Linked DNA regions of Homo sapiens: region 1 is linked to region 2. A link is a contact called in ENCODE Hi-C or POLR2A ChIA-PET data. All regions are on one chromosome and are shown on one strand. The core of a region is the stretch at or near the end of the contact, and the rest is flanking DNA. Distances in the headings are between cores, read along the strand shown.

Evidence for each region. A loop is a pair of places that touch in the nucleus more often than their neighbours do. ChIA-PET counts read pairs that join two places held with the same protein, here RNA polymerase II (POLR2A). Pooled maps may share reads with other maps.
Region 1: a loop to region 2 is called in a map of OCI-LY7, with 2.0 times the contacts of the local background. The contact joins two enhancer-like sites. A Hi-C loop is called at or near these places in 1 of 168 maps with a recorded cell type or tissue (OCI-LY7) and 1 of 50 pooled maps. POLR2A ChIA-PET finds 5 or more read pairs at or near these places in 1 of 52 experiments (OCI-LY7).

Annotation. Positions count from the first base shown.
Region 1 is chr7:113,141,263-113,147,666 of GRCh38, forward strand. LOC107986837 reads left to right here. Exons shown (of 4, transcript XM_047421162.1): 3 at 4,401-4,513; 4 at 4,778-5,179. The coding sequence ends at 4,864. Among named protein-coding and RNA genes, the nearest start is that of SMIM30, 26 kb to the left of the region's middle. Within about 2 kb of position 1,274, at least 2 of the 41 ENCODE cell types and tissues checked have a DNase peak (open chromatin) inside an H3K27ac peak, as active enhancers do; they include OCI-LY7, where a contact is called at or near this core.
Region 2 is chr7:112,978,688-112,985,747 of GRCh38, forward strand. It overlaps HRAT17 (heart tissue-associated transcript 17), which reads right to left. Exons shown (of 6, transcript NR_110162.1): 3 at 1,359-1,477. Among named protein-coding and RNA genes, the nearest start is that of HRAT17, 13 kb to the right of the region's middle. Within about 2 kb of position 3,949, at least 3 of the 41 ENCODE cell types and tissues checked have a DNase peak (open chromatin) inside an H3K27ac peak, as active enhancers do; they include OCI-LY7, where a contact is called at or near this core.

The DNA of each region.
Region 1 (6,404 bases), core at 24-2,523, 160 kb after region 2:
CATGCTCCTTATGAGAATCTAACTAATGTCTCATCTGAGATGAAACAGTTTCATTCTGAAACCACCCCCCACCCCTGTCCTTGGAAAAATTGTCTTCCACAAAACTGATCCTTGGTGCCAAAATGGTTGGGGACCCCGACAACTTAGGTATGTAGAGGCCGATGACGCTGCTAAATATTCTACAGTGCATAGAAGTCCTCCACATCAAAAAATTATCCAGCCCAAATGCCAATGGTTCTGAGGTTGAGAAGCCCTGCTATAAACCAAACAGACTGTCATTCATTTTGTTTTTTTTTAATCCTGGTATTCTTTGTCACTGTGGATATGTTTCTTGGGCAATTGTTATACCCCATAAATAGTCTAAACTTGTTCTGAATATAACAGAATCATCTTTCGGCACCAGTTGTCTACTCAGTCTCCACAGGTTAGCATTCTCTGACTATGGCATGTGTGTTTGGGTGCATGCAGTTCATAGTAGCAGAATAGAATGAAACTGTAGACATTCACAGACCATCTAAAAGGATTAATACATGACCTTTCCTTTCAGGGTTTTTACCATCTGAGCTACTAAATAAAATAGGTGCTTTACCCAGAGATGCAAGCTTGAAACTACAATGTGACCTAATATGTTGTTTTTAATGCAGATTAGTTTCTTCAATGCCAAGGCAACAAAAACCTGGAGTGAAATCCTATTACTCTTGCAAGCTGATGTGCATATTCTCTTCTCATACACAAACAGCTTGGAGACTTGGACCTAATTTTATGGCATCTGTGTATGCTAGGGCCACTAATAACATAGACACTGACTGGCAAGAGTTGAATGAACTTTGTTAATCTGTTAACCAGCTGGGTTCACTTAGGCCTAGTTGACTTTTTTAGAGGAATTATTCTGTAATTGGAAATTTCTATGCCCCTTACATTTTAGATGATTGAGGGACTTGGTAGGTTTATTCTGCCTTTTGATCTTTAGGTGCTTTTTATGTATCTATTATATAGAATCACAGACTTGAAAAAGACTTGAGTGAGGTCAGCAAGCTACTGCATGCAGCCAAATCTGTCTTGCCACCTGCCTGTTTTTGTAAAATAATATTTTATTAGAACACAGAAATGCTCATTCATTTACGTATTATCTGTGGGTGCTTTTACATTAAAGTGGCAGAATTGAGTAGTTGGAACAGAGATTATATGTCATGCAAAGCCTAAAATACTTATTATCTCTCCTTGAGCAGAAAAAGTTCGTTGACCCCCACCTAATCCCACTTCCTCATTTTGCAGATGAGGAAACTGACTCTTAGAGGGACTGACTAGACCAAGGTCACACCACTAACAGAAAATCGAGGTTAAAGCATGATTAACACATGTTTTGAGAAATGAGGATGATGAATATCAGACCACTGACAAGCTATGTTCTAACAGCAAAATGAAGAGAAAAAAATATATTCTATAACTTGATTTACCAAAGACGAAAAAACAAAACAAAACTGGCTTGATGGATTTACTTCTTCCCTGAATAGATCAGTTGTCTTTATGTCATGCAGATAGAGCCGAAGCAGGACTTCAGTCAAATGACATCACAATTTTATGCAGCTAGGTGGCTGTTTTCCAAAGAATAGCAGAATATTTGTTGGTCAGCCTCCTGTGTCTCAGCATTATATTCCTCAAAAGTTGAATTATTGATGGTAAGTCAGAGAAGACACTTTGGTAATTGCTGAAATCTTGACTGTATTAAGACTGACTGTCCCTGTGTTCTGCTGTGGCACCAGCTGACAGTGATGAAATCTATAGAAGTAGGGCACATTTCCATAACATGAATATTCAGGGTTGGTGATGCAAGAATTATTATTAAACCACTGGGAAGGAACACATTCTCATTATTTGATTGAATACTAAATGCTGCCTTTTAAAAATAATTCAGTATGAATACTTTGATAATGAGGAAAGAGAGATGCTTGGAAAAAAAACTCATACTTTTTTTTTCTCTGGTACGTAAGAAGGAAATTAAATTAAGTTTAAAATATATAGCATGTCTACAGGAACTATTTTGGAACCATTAGCTATATTTCATCTAAACCTGTCTTACATATATCGAAGTATAATGTAATAGAAGCCTGAATAGAGTCTGATGTAAATGATTTATATAAAAATAAATTATGTAAAGAAGTATAAATAAAGACCCCTGAAAATAAATAAAATGCCTATTACAAATAATAACTTGAAAAAAACTTTAAAAAACCCAATATTTGTTAGACGTTAGATGTGTTTGCTACAGTTCTGAGTTGGATGTGTATGCTGCATTTCTGTAAATGACACAGTTTATATATTTCAAGGACCCCTGGCACCTCTAAGAACCCTGGGTATTCCTCAAAACTGAGTGTACTTCATATATGATGACAGTTCAGACAGCTGAAGTGCCATCATATATGAAGTACATCCAGTTCCTCATAGCCAAGATGTTATGCATAGGAAATAGAAAAGAAAGGAAAATGATTTGATTCATTCATCCATCAAACATGAATCAAGCCTCTGCTACATGCCAGACAGTGCACAAGGCTCTGGTCCTGCACAAATTAAATAAACAAGGTCCTTGTCCTCTAAAAACTGATGATCTAAAGGAGGGTGCAGGCAAGTAAACAGATTTTCAACAGAAAATGGTATGTATTCTGTAATAGAGGTAAGCTCAGATGCCATTGTGGAAAATTTCTCTTCCTTTTTGCTGGTTTCTCATCGTTCCTTCTAGCTCTTCTCCCCTAATCAGTTTAGGTGGGGTTGTCCCTTAGGCCCAGATTGGGTTTGTACCCTTTTGTTTCTCTTTCTACCTCCTCCTTCCTTGAGTGTGCTAACTCCACCCTTGATTTACTAACTGGGTTGTGCTTCCTTGTCTGCCCTCCTAAAGATGGCCATCCCTTGTTAGTGCCTTGAGTTTTCACTTCCTCCTTCTCCTCATTCTCTTCTCTCTTACAAAAATGAAGCCACTGAATGCCCAGTTACTGAGGTTCATGCTTTCACTAGTAAACCAAATACATATTGTGTTAATGCATCTACTAGGTGTTCCTATTTGTTATCACAACTATGCATAGGCATCTATGTAGCAATTTTACTTTAAATGAAAAGTCTTGCATACTACAAATCTTTTATTTGAAAAGGTAGAGGGGTACAAGGCTGAAATTTCAGACATTGTCCCTGGAAGCTCCCTCTGGTTGCACTATTTAGGTAAAAAACAAATGAACAAGAGACTAGGTGAGGCAAAGTCAGTGAGAGACTGGAACAGAAGTCACAGACAATTCTTTTTAGCACAACAGCCACTCATCCCATATTTATTCTTCCCATATTTCTTAAAAGGACATCTGCTCTGTGTGGCGCATGGCAGTGGGATGTATTGGGAAGAATCTGGATTTTGGAATCATACTGTGTTCAAATCAGAGACTCAGCTGTTGCAAAAATAAAAATGCATGTGCAAACACGTAACACACTGCTTGGCTTCAGATCTGTGATCAATACATGTGTTTCTTCATTATTTTCTTTCTTTCCTTCACTAAGAGAGATAATAAACAGTAATCATTTACACATATCTGAGAAAAGAAGCTTTGGAGAGAGAGCAACGAGTGTTTCTGGAACTGACCTCCACACAGAGTAAATTCAGAAATCAGCAGATCTACATTATTTATTCAAAGAGAGAACTGCATTGTAATCACTTTCCTGGATGCATGGGGTGAATGAGTGACAGCAAATACCTCAGTCATTGTGAGATGGCAACCTGAAGTAGGTGCATCTGAGAAAAAGGGCAGAGACCTCCCCAAAGGTCAAACAGAAGCAAGGCAGCAGGCAGCATTGCAGGGGAGGCAACTGCTGGGAAAGACACAGCAAGGAAGAGCTATTATGGGATGCCTCTCTGTGAGGTAGGGAGTGACTGTATATATGTTTTGAGACATCAGATCCTCCTCACCAAAGAGCCACTCTGGAAATTCTTGTTTTGACTTCATCCTTTAAGATTTTAAAAAGCAGTACCCTGAAGCTGTTTTCTTTGTTTTACTTTGCTTTAATGACTTAACAGCATTACAACATGGGTTTAAGTGCAAGAGAGTTTAGAAAACCTTTAGAAAAATAAGTCAAGCAAAGTTCAAAAGAAAACATGAATCTTATGCTAATTTTACCTGTAGGACTCAGGGCAGAAGTGGCCAAGCTTTTTGGCAGAAGGCACTGTTGAAAGGTATTGTGTGGTTGTGGCGGAGACAGTGGGAGGATGAAGTGAATCAGAAACTGTTGTTCTGTCTGGGATGAGGGGAAAATATCTGAAACTACTCCTTCATTGAGCAGAGGGCCAAGGATAGAACCCCAAAGAACCAAACTAAACTCAATCATAGCAAAACATCCTCTTTCTTTTTGTTTCTGCTGCTACACAGAAGAGATGAGGTGGGGATGGTCCATGAAGATGAATGACTGCTTCCTAAGACACTGTGGCGAGGAGGCTGTGGAAAGATGGCAGCAGCAGACTGTGGAGAGAAGTCAATTCACTGTGAGTGGTCAGACAATACCTGAACCAAGAAGACACATGGGACAACCTCTTGGGAACAGAAAGTTCAGAAAAGGGCTAAGAAATAGGATGGAGATAGGGATACTCAATGATCTAGTCATAAGGGATCAAAATGGGAATGCAATTAGGAAGTAGAAGGCCTGAGATAGACAGCAGCCACTGGGATTGGAAGCAATTTTAGGATGATTTCCCAAAGGGTAGAGATGTTCCAACAATAGCTTGATGATAAATTTTGTATTTTTTCAGGGCAGCTTGGCACTTCCCCAGGTAATCCATTCTCAGAGTTTCTGTTCAATCAAAAACTGTAGCTTCTTTGGTTTAGGAGTTTCCTGAGCCTGTCTCAGGGCAATAACGCCTTCTGGGTTAACTGGAGACTTCGTCAGAGACAGATGGGAGCTAACTCCAAAGAGTCATCATGATAACTGCGGTTGTTCAGATTCTTTATTTCTGGGCATCACATAGAATTTAGATTGGGACTCCTTTTCTATCTAACTGAGGGATGGGAATCATAATTGCATATTTAATTTTGTCATTAGAAATGATAATAAACTCATTGCCATTATACCACATGGTTTAAAAATAATCTGTTAGAGCATTTGTTTCTTGTTGTTCAATGTAACCAACCTTATTAAAGACCTTGTATCAACAGTGTTGTTTTGTTTTGTGGCATAATTAAAATCATATTTCTGACTTGTGTAACGTATAAACACATGCAAAGTTGTCATATTTTTTTATGAATACAGTGATAGAATATATGGGACTTTTGATAACTTACTGGTTTTTAAATGACAGAATTCATTTTTTTTTTGCATCCTGAATCAGAGTTGTGATTTGCTAAGTCTGGTATTAAAAAATAACTCATTTATCCAGAGCTGGAAGAGGTCAGTGAGACAGATAAGAACATTTCCTCAGTTTACATTCCAGGAGTGTGTCTACGTGCAAAGCCTATAGAGTTGGAGGAAGCATGGGGAAGCCCAGTAAGGAGAAGATAGACTAGGAGAGGGATGAAATGGGCTGCTGTCAAAGACCAAATGCATCTGTGACTTGTATTACTGAGGAAATGCAGTATTTCAGAACTCTTTTTAAGGAGAGGACTATCTGGATCCACCAGGGCTACCTTCTTCCTAAAGATCTGCTGTGTCCTGCTGCTGGGTGAATTGCCTTCTAGTGAATTGCCCACTCAGGTAGAGTTCAATACTCTACGAAGAAGAGTTGTCTTAATAGAAAGAATGACTGTTTGGAATGACTTTGAGTCTCATTGGAGAGTGAGATCATGTGCCATGCCCTTCAGCACATTCTTGCCAATTGGCAGTGGATGAAAATTGGACCAATCCTCTGACTGGTCCTTGAAATTTCACAGGACAGGCTCAGCGTCCCAGATGAATAGGATTATTGGCATCAGTGACTTCATTTTTACTTCTTATATTAGTTTACCAGGACTGCCATAACAAAATATTGTGACTGGGTGGCTCAATCAAGAAAAATTTATTTTCTCACAGTTCTGGAGGCTGGATGTCATCCAAGTTCAAGGTACCTGCAGGTTTGGTTTCTAGTGAGGCTTCTCTCCTTGGTCTGCAGATGGCTGCCTTCTTGCTATGTCCTCACACAGCCTTTTCTCTGTGTGCCAGCATCCCTGTGTCCCTTCCTTTTCTTTTAAGGAAACCAGTCCTCTTGGATTAGGGCCCTACCTGATGACCTTATTTATCCTTAATTACCTCTTTAAAGGCTTCATCTCTAAATACAGTTTCATTGGGAGTTAGGGCTTCAACATATAACTTTTGGAGGACACAATTCGGTCCAAAAAACTTCTCATACAGCTTCTGTTGGTAGGGAACATCAGTAGAAATGTAGCATGAGCAAAAAATAAACCTGA
Region 2 (7,060 bases), core at 2,699-5,198:
TTATCCAAGGTGTAAACAATCGACAAAACTTGAAATGTCTACCTGCCAAACATCAGGGCTTCAAGGTCTTTAAGCACTTTCTGTGCAGCAGGGGGTTGTATTTATTATTTGAAAGGATGACCTGTTAATGGGATCCAGTGGTATTGGAATCTGACATATAACCTAGAGATAAAATTGGATGAATTGGATAATTTTTTGAAATGAATACCAGGGTAGGAAAAAAGATGTTTTTCAACATTATTAAATAATGCCGATATTTTTCTGTGTATCTAGGGGGATTCTCCTTGCTGTATGTTATTAATGACTCCTGAAAACAGATAATGAAATTGACTTTAAATATTGTTCATGTGGATGCTCACATCTAGAAGGGGTGTGTGGTGTGTCGTGTGTGTGTGTGTGTGTCTGTGTGTGTGTGTGTTTAAACTAGAATCTAATTTCCATCTCCTATGGGCTTTTAAAGGCTGTCTCCATAGCGATGACCAATGAGAGGAGAGGATTTAGCAGGTTTCTTTCTCAGTATATGTGGCACAGTCATCTCTTTTTATGTCCTTCTATTTGTTCCCTATATGCCATTACTGGCTGCCTCTATGGCAACAGCCAATGAGCTCTTGCACATACATCACTGCACCCTCTGTATATGCTCCTCTGTGTGTGCCCTCATGCACTCAGTGGTATCATAAAGCATCTGAGGAGTTGTACGTGCCCAGTGAGTTGGTTTTGTGCCCCTGGAACCTCCTCTTCCTTCCATGCCCTCAGGATAGCATGGATCATAATCACCTTAAAACTTGTACCTGCTTGAATTGTCCCTCCCTGTTCAGTACACATTAATCTTCTCTGACCTAGGTTCCATGGATATAATGTGTTCATTATAGAAGATGAAAGATGAAAGCTTGTTGGCTGCGTAGCTTTGGGAGAACCTCAACTTGTAAAATATGAAGTCCCGGTATGGGATAGATATTTAAGTCTAGCAGAACTTTCTTATAAAAGGATACATTCTAGTCAACATTTTGATATTTCATACTACTTCTTGGTAGGATTTAAAACACTAGATTTGCATTTTATTGTTTTATAAACAATTATCATGTAAGTGATTTTTCTGCATGTGGTATTTATTTATTTTTCCTAGGGATAAAAGCAAACATTAAACATAAAATCCGCCCTCAAGAAGCCTATTTTCGCAAACAATCATCTTCCATACCCACTTTGATGAGATAATCATCTAATGAAAACAAATTGATGGTAATCAAATTGATGGTATACATTAAAAGAGGTAAAAATTAAAGACAAAAGAAGTATTGGTAAGTAGTTCAGAAATGTGTACATTTAAAACAAAAATATGAGATTAAGAGAAAACTAACCTGGTATTTAGATGTTTTTGTTGTTTTGCTTATGTTTAACTTTTAGACTTTCTCATAGAGACATTGTAACTAAAATCCACACTTCTGTAATATTGCGCTTGTAATTTCCATTTCAAACCCTAAAGCAAAATTTAATTTAATTCAATTTGCAGTTTGGAGCACAGTGTAGACAATTTAAACTTAACTATATCTAATTATTTTCACCATTTTGTGTTTTAAAATTAACAACAAATCTTGCAATAGCATATATTCTAATATGTTCCTTTTCAATTGGTGATAAATGGCAGCAGAAATCCTTGTAAGGAAAGGATCCAAAGAAAACATTCTTGTGAGCTATATTGATTGTCACTCATTGTAAGAAAAAGCAAACACTTTGTCTTCACAAATTGGGTCCTCAGGCCTACAGGAGGATTCCTCTTGAATGGGGGTTGTTATTACTCCAAGAGACTGGGGCTAGGGATGGCATAGACAAAGGAAAGCTGAAAAACTCATATTCAAGACTAAATCTTAGAGATCAGAAGTGATTCCTTCAATGACTACTCAGAAGTCAGCTACCACAGATCAGGGAACATAGTCATAACAACATCATAAAACTGCTTAAATTTTGTAATTTCCCCATGCATTTTGGTTTTGCCATCCCCTTAAAATCAAAAGTCCTGTGTGTTTGTCTTTGGGGACAGCAAGAAAGCCTGAAGTTGCAGAGACTATCCCTCTTTGCTGCTATATTAGTGGTGAGAAGATCTTTGAGGATGAGAGAGGGGTGGAAGCACTGTGGACATTACTGAGGTTAATGTCAAACAACAAGGCCAGCACAGAAGCCAATCTGGGTTATAGGCACACTGAGTATATCTTACTAACCACACAGCATCATGACCCCCCGATGCATTCAATTGGGATGATGTTATGTGCCATTTAAATCTTTATCACTAACTCTTTATCACATGCCATGAGACTCAATCACTGAAATCTTAGTCTATTCATTTATGCAGCCAACAGACACATGAAAAAATGCTCATCATCACTGGCCATCAGAGAAATGCAAATCAAAACCACAATGAGATATCATCTCACACCAGTTAGAATGGCGATCATTAAAAAGTCAGGAAACAACAGGTGCTGGAGAGGATGTGGAGAAATAGCAACACTTTTACACTGTTGGTGGGACTGTAAACTAATTCAACCATTGTGGAAGACAGTGTGGCGATTCCTCAGGGATCTAGAACTAGAAATACCATTTGACCCAGCCATCCCATTACTGGGTATATACCCAAAGGAATATAAATCACACTGCTATAAAGACACATGCACACATATGTTTATTGTGGCACTACTCACAATAGCAAAGACTTGGAGCCAATCCAAATGTCCAACAATGATAGACTGGATTAAGAAAATGTGGCACATATACACCATAGAACACTAGCAGTTATAAAAAAGGATGAGTTCATGTCCTTTGTAGGGACGTGGAAGAAGCTGGAAACCATCATTCTCAGCAAACTATTGCAAGGACAAAAAACCAAACACCGCATGTTCTCACTCATAGGTGGGAATAGAACAATGAGAACACTTGGACACAGGAAGGGGAACATCACACACCGGGGCCTGTTGTGGGGTGGGGGGAGGGGGAGGGATAGCATTAGGAGATATACCTAATGTAAATGACGAGTTAATGGGTGCAGCACACCAACATGGCACATGTATACATATGTAACAAACCTGCACGTTGTGCACATGTACCTTAGAACTTCAAGTACAATAAAAAATATATATATATATAAAGAACTGAGTAGATCTTACAATTTTCAAAGACCCACTTGGATATACTCTTCAAATAATTTTTGAAATCTGTCATAACCAAATAAAACGTGCAAATGAAAACCAATAAAAAGAAATCTTGGTCTATTTTATGAAGAGGTTGGTTCACCCTAAACACTGTCTTCAGACATTCCATTTATTGTGAATTATTTTTCAACCCAGGCAGATTATTTTTCTGTTCCCTAGATAATGCTAAAAATAGCAGTATTATTCCATCTTAAGTAGTTGTTAAGTAATGCTTAGCAATTGAGGTTTGGAGAATTTCTGATGCTTTTTAAAAGCAACTTCATACTCCTAACCCATAGCTTTCTTTCAGCAATTGCTCACATACCTCCCAATTTTTCCTATCTGATTTTCTTTTCCTCCAACTGCAATATCAAGTTACCATTAGCACTCATTCTTTGGTTTTCTCTTTGCCAAGTGACATTACATGGTAATTGTCTAGTATCAGTTTTTCTTCCTCCACTGCCGCCTCCTTACCCCATTTTATCTGCAGGCATTAGGTTCTATTTCACTTTTATGTTGAATATTAAACTTTCAGGTAAAATTAGTGATTTTTCTAGTGTTAAAAATTGTTATTTTCTCATTGAATGGTGTTTATCATCTGTCCCCATTTAGTCCTATTTCAGTCTCTAAGTACAGTTGAACCTAAAGTTATGCAAGACCAGAAATCTTTTCAAGTTTGCACTCTCCTTGCTATAGTTATACAAACCAGTGGAAAGTAATTTTCATTAGTTAATACAATGGTAGACTAAAATTCATTTGGTTAACAGGAAATGAAGTTTCTCTGTTCCTCTTTTCCCTCCAGTTTTTACACTGATAATTTAATCTCATTGATTCTTAAGTAAATTTTTTTGTGCATTATTCTTATGAAATCATTATTCTTGTTATTATTATAAAACCTTTATGTATGTTTAGGCTGTGGGAGGTGGTGGGGAAGTCATAGGGGGTGGAGGATAGGGTGGAAGAGGGATGCTTCGACTGGTTTGTTTAGATCATTATATATAAATCAACTGTAGTACTAATACTTGCTTCAATATTTGAAGTAAAAAAGAAGAAAGGAGAAGTAAGAAAAGGTAAAAGCAACAAGGTAAAAGAAAAAAATCTTTTCTTTTTTCTTTCTTACTGGGTGCTTTTTTAGGTAGTCCACAGAATTTTTGGTATCCACCACCTTCTTTTCTGGCCTTTCTTCCTTTATGATGCCTGGAATCCTTTTCCATAGTTCCCAGAGTTGCATGCTCTCTGCTGTACCAAATCCTGTTCTGTTCAGCATTTTGGTCTCTGTTGCCAATCAGAAGGTTTCAAATGGGGCTGGGCATGGTAGCTCACGCCTGTAATCCCAGCACTTTCGGGGGCTGAGGCAGGTGGATCACCTGAGGTCAGGAGTTCAAGACCAGCCTGGCCAACATGATGAAACCCTGCCTCTACTAAAAATACAAAAAATTAGCTGGGTGTGGTGATGGGCGCCTGTAATCTCCTCCAACTCAGGCTACTCAGGAGGCTGAGGCAGGAGAATTGCTTGAACCCAGGAGGTGGAGGTTGCAGTGAGCCAAAATCACGCCACTGCACTCCAGCCTGGGCAACAAGAGTGAAACTCCATCTCAAACAAACAAACAAACAACAACAACAGAAAAAAGAAAAGAAGGTTACAAACAGTCTGACTTTTCTCTCCTCAGAGAAGCTAATTTCAGCTGGCTGTTATAAGGACATGAAATTAAACTAACATTTACTAATATGTGTATAGGGGATAGCACTTTACCCTTTCCAGAAGTATTTGCATTTTAAGAAAGATGTAAACCAAAGGATAATCTTTTTGGTAGAATTTTATGGGGTGTAACGACTGAAGTACAAATAATAATAATAATAATTCAGGAAGTATTTTACTTGGGCCAGAGCCCTGTTTGGGAATCTGGATTCACAGTCTGTTCATTCTGTCCACAACTTCCCTCACTCACTCTTTTGGATGCATGGATTGTCAAAAAATTCCATCTACCTGTACTCCTCCCTTTCTCCACCCTCCCATACCTCAACTGGCAATAGTTCTGAGTCTTGTTCATGTATGTGGAGATGTGGAAATTAAATTATGGATCATTAGTAGATATTGTTCCCCTAACTCAGAAACTGCTTGAGCTCAGAAGCAGCATTATTTGACATCTGATCAGAAGTTTCAATGCTTAATTTTTTAAATCATAAAAGTAATATGTGATAATTATAACTAATTTAAACAAAATACATGACACAAGAGAATAATCCCCCTCTTTCTCCAACTCCAAATCCATTCTGTAAAGGCAACCACTGTTATCAATTTGTGGTATATCTTTTCTGATTTTTATTCATGCTTGGCTAATTTTGGCTCTGCATAAACCTGACATTTAGCTTTTCAAGCATTCTCACGAGCTATCTTGTGAAAAAAGGTAGATCAGATTTACATCTGAGCTATGACATATAATATTTAATAAAGAAAGTAAGTGCCATAAAATGAAAGTTTCCCATAACATTATTTTAAAGAAAATCAGCTATTGAACATTATTACAATTTTATTTCATTATACCCACATCATAATTTATAATTTCCTACAAAATTTTGCTTGCAAACACAGTTCTGCTAAGTTACTAATTTATATGTTCCTGTCTTATTTGTATGCCATTTTAAGCTTGAGGCTTTTCATGTCCTTTTCTCTGCATTCTGTTTATTTGGTAATAGGTTTGAAAGATTAAAAAGTGGAATATTGGTTAGAGCATAAGACTCAAAACAAAAAAAACCCCTCAAATTTAGAAAGTTTTCTATTCATCTCTATATATTTATCAATAATTAAGGAATACTTCAGTTTCCTCATCTATAAATGGGGATTAATTTTTGGATGAGTTGTTATTTGGCATACATTTAAAAATAATCCATTGTATACTAAAATTATTTTTGTCTACCGTGAGTTTTCTTTCCTCCAGATAGAATAATTCAAGTATTTTTCATGCCAGCTTACTGTCATCTCCAGTAATTGTTAATTTGTTTCAAATACAACTAGGTAAAGATAATTTTATTTATTTATTTTTTTTTAGAATTTGCTTGAGAGCGGAGGTCAGTTTTTGTTTTTCACTTACATCACACTTTTGAGATGCTCTCCCTGTAAAAATTTCACTGGAATTATATTGATCGTTCAACTACTCTACACTTCAGATACTATTTTAAAAATCGAGGACTGGAAGAAACCAATGAAAATCAGTAATAGGAGTAGATTTTCAATGGTAATATTAAAAAATAACTGTGTGAGCTCTGGGGATGTTAGTATACTTTTAATGCGGCATGGTTTAAAGGCACAGAATGCTATTATCCAAAAACAAAATGCATAAATGAGTCAATTATCCATGCAAATTTGGCAACAATGTGTTCAACATATTATTTTATTTTAAAAGGTTAAATACACAGAATAATTTTAAAACAGAGAAAGTAAAGCCTGTTCAATTATAGCACTGTATTTTAAACCCAGAGATACATGAACTCTGCAGAAACCTGAAGAACCAGGCTCATGTGGAGACAAAGGGAACACTAAATGGAGAAAAAACACGTTTTTTTTTTTTTTTTTGAGACGGAGTCTCGTTCTGTCGCCCAGGCTAGAGTGCAGTGGCGCAATCTCCGCTCACTGCAACCTCTGCCTCCCGAGTTCATGCCATTCTCCTGCCTCAGCCTCCCAGAAAAAACACTTTCTATCATGAATCATACTTTCTTGTATAAAATCTGTACCGTACTCTAAACTCTGTGTTAGGATCTATGCCAACACACTATTTATTGCTTCTTCCTCCTCTTTCTCTCAGGACATCTTTTTTTGTAGATTGAAGGTGGGAAATGCTATGTGCTTATATCTGAGAAGATGTCTCTCTCTGCTTTAGAAT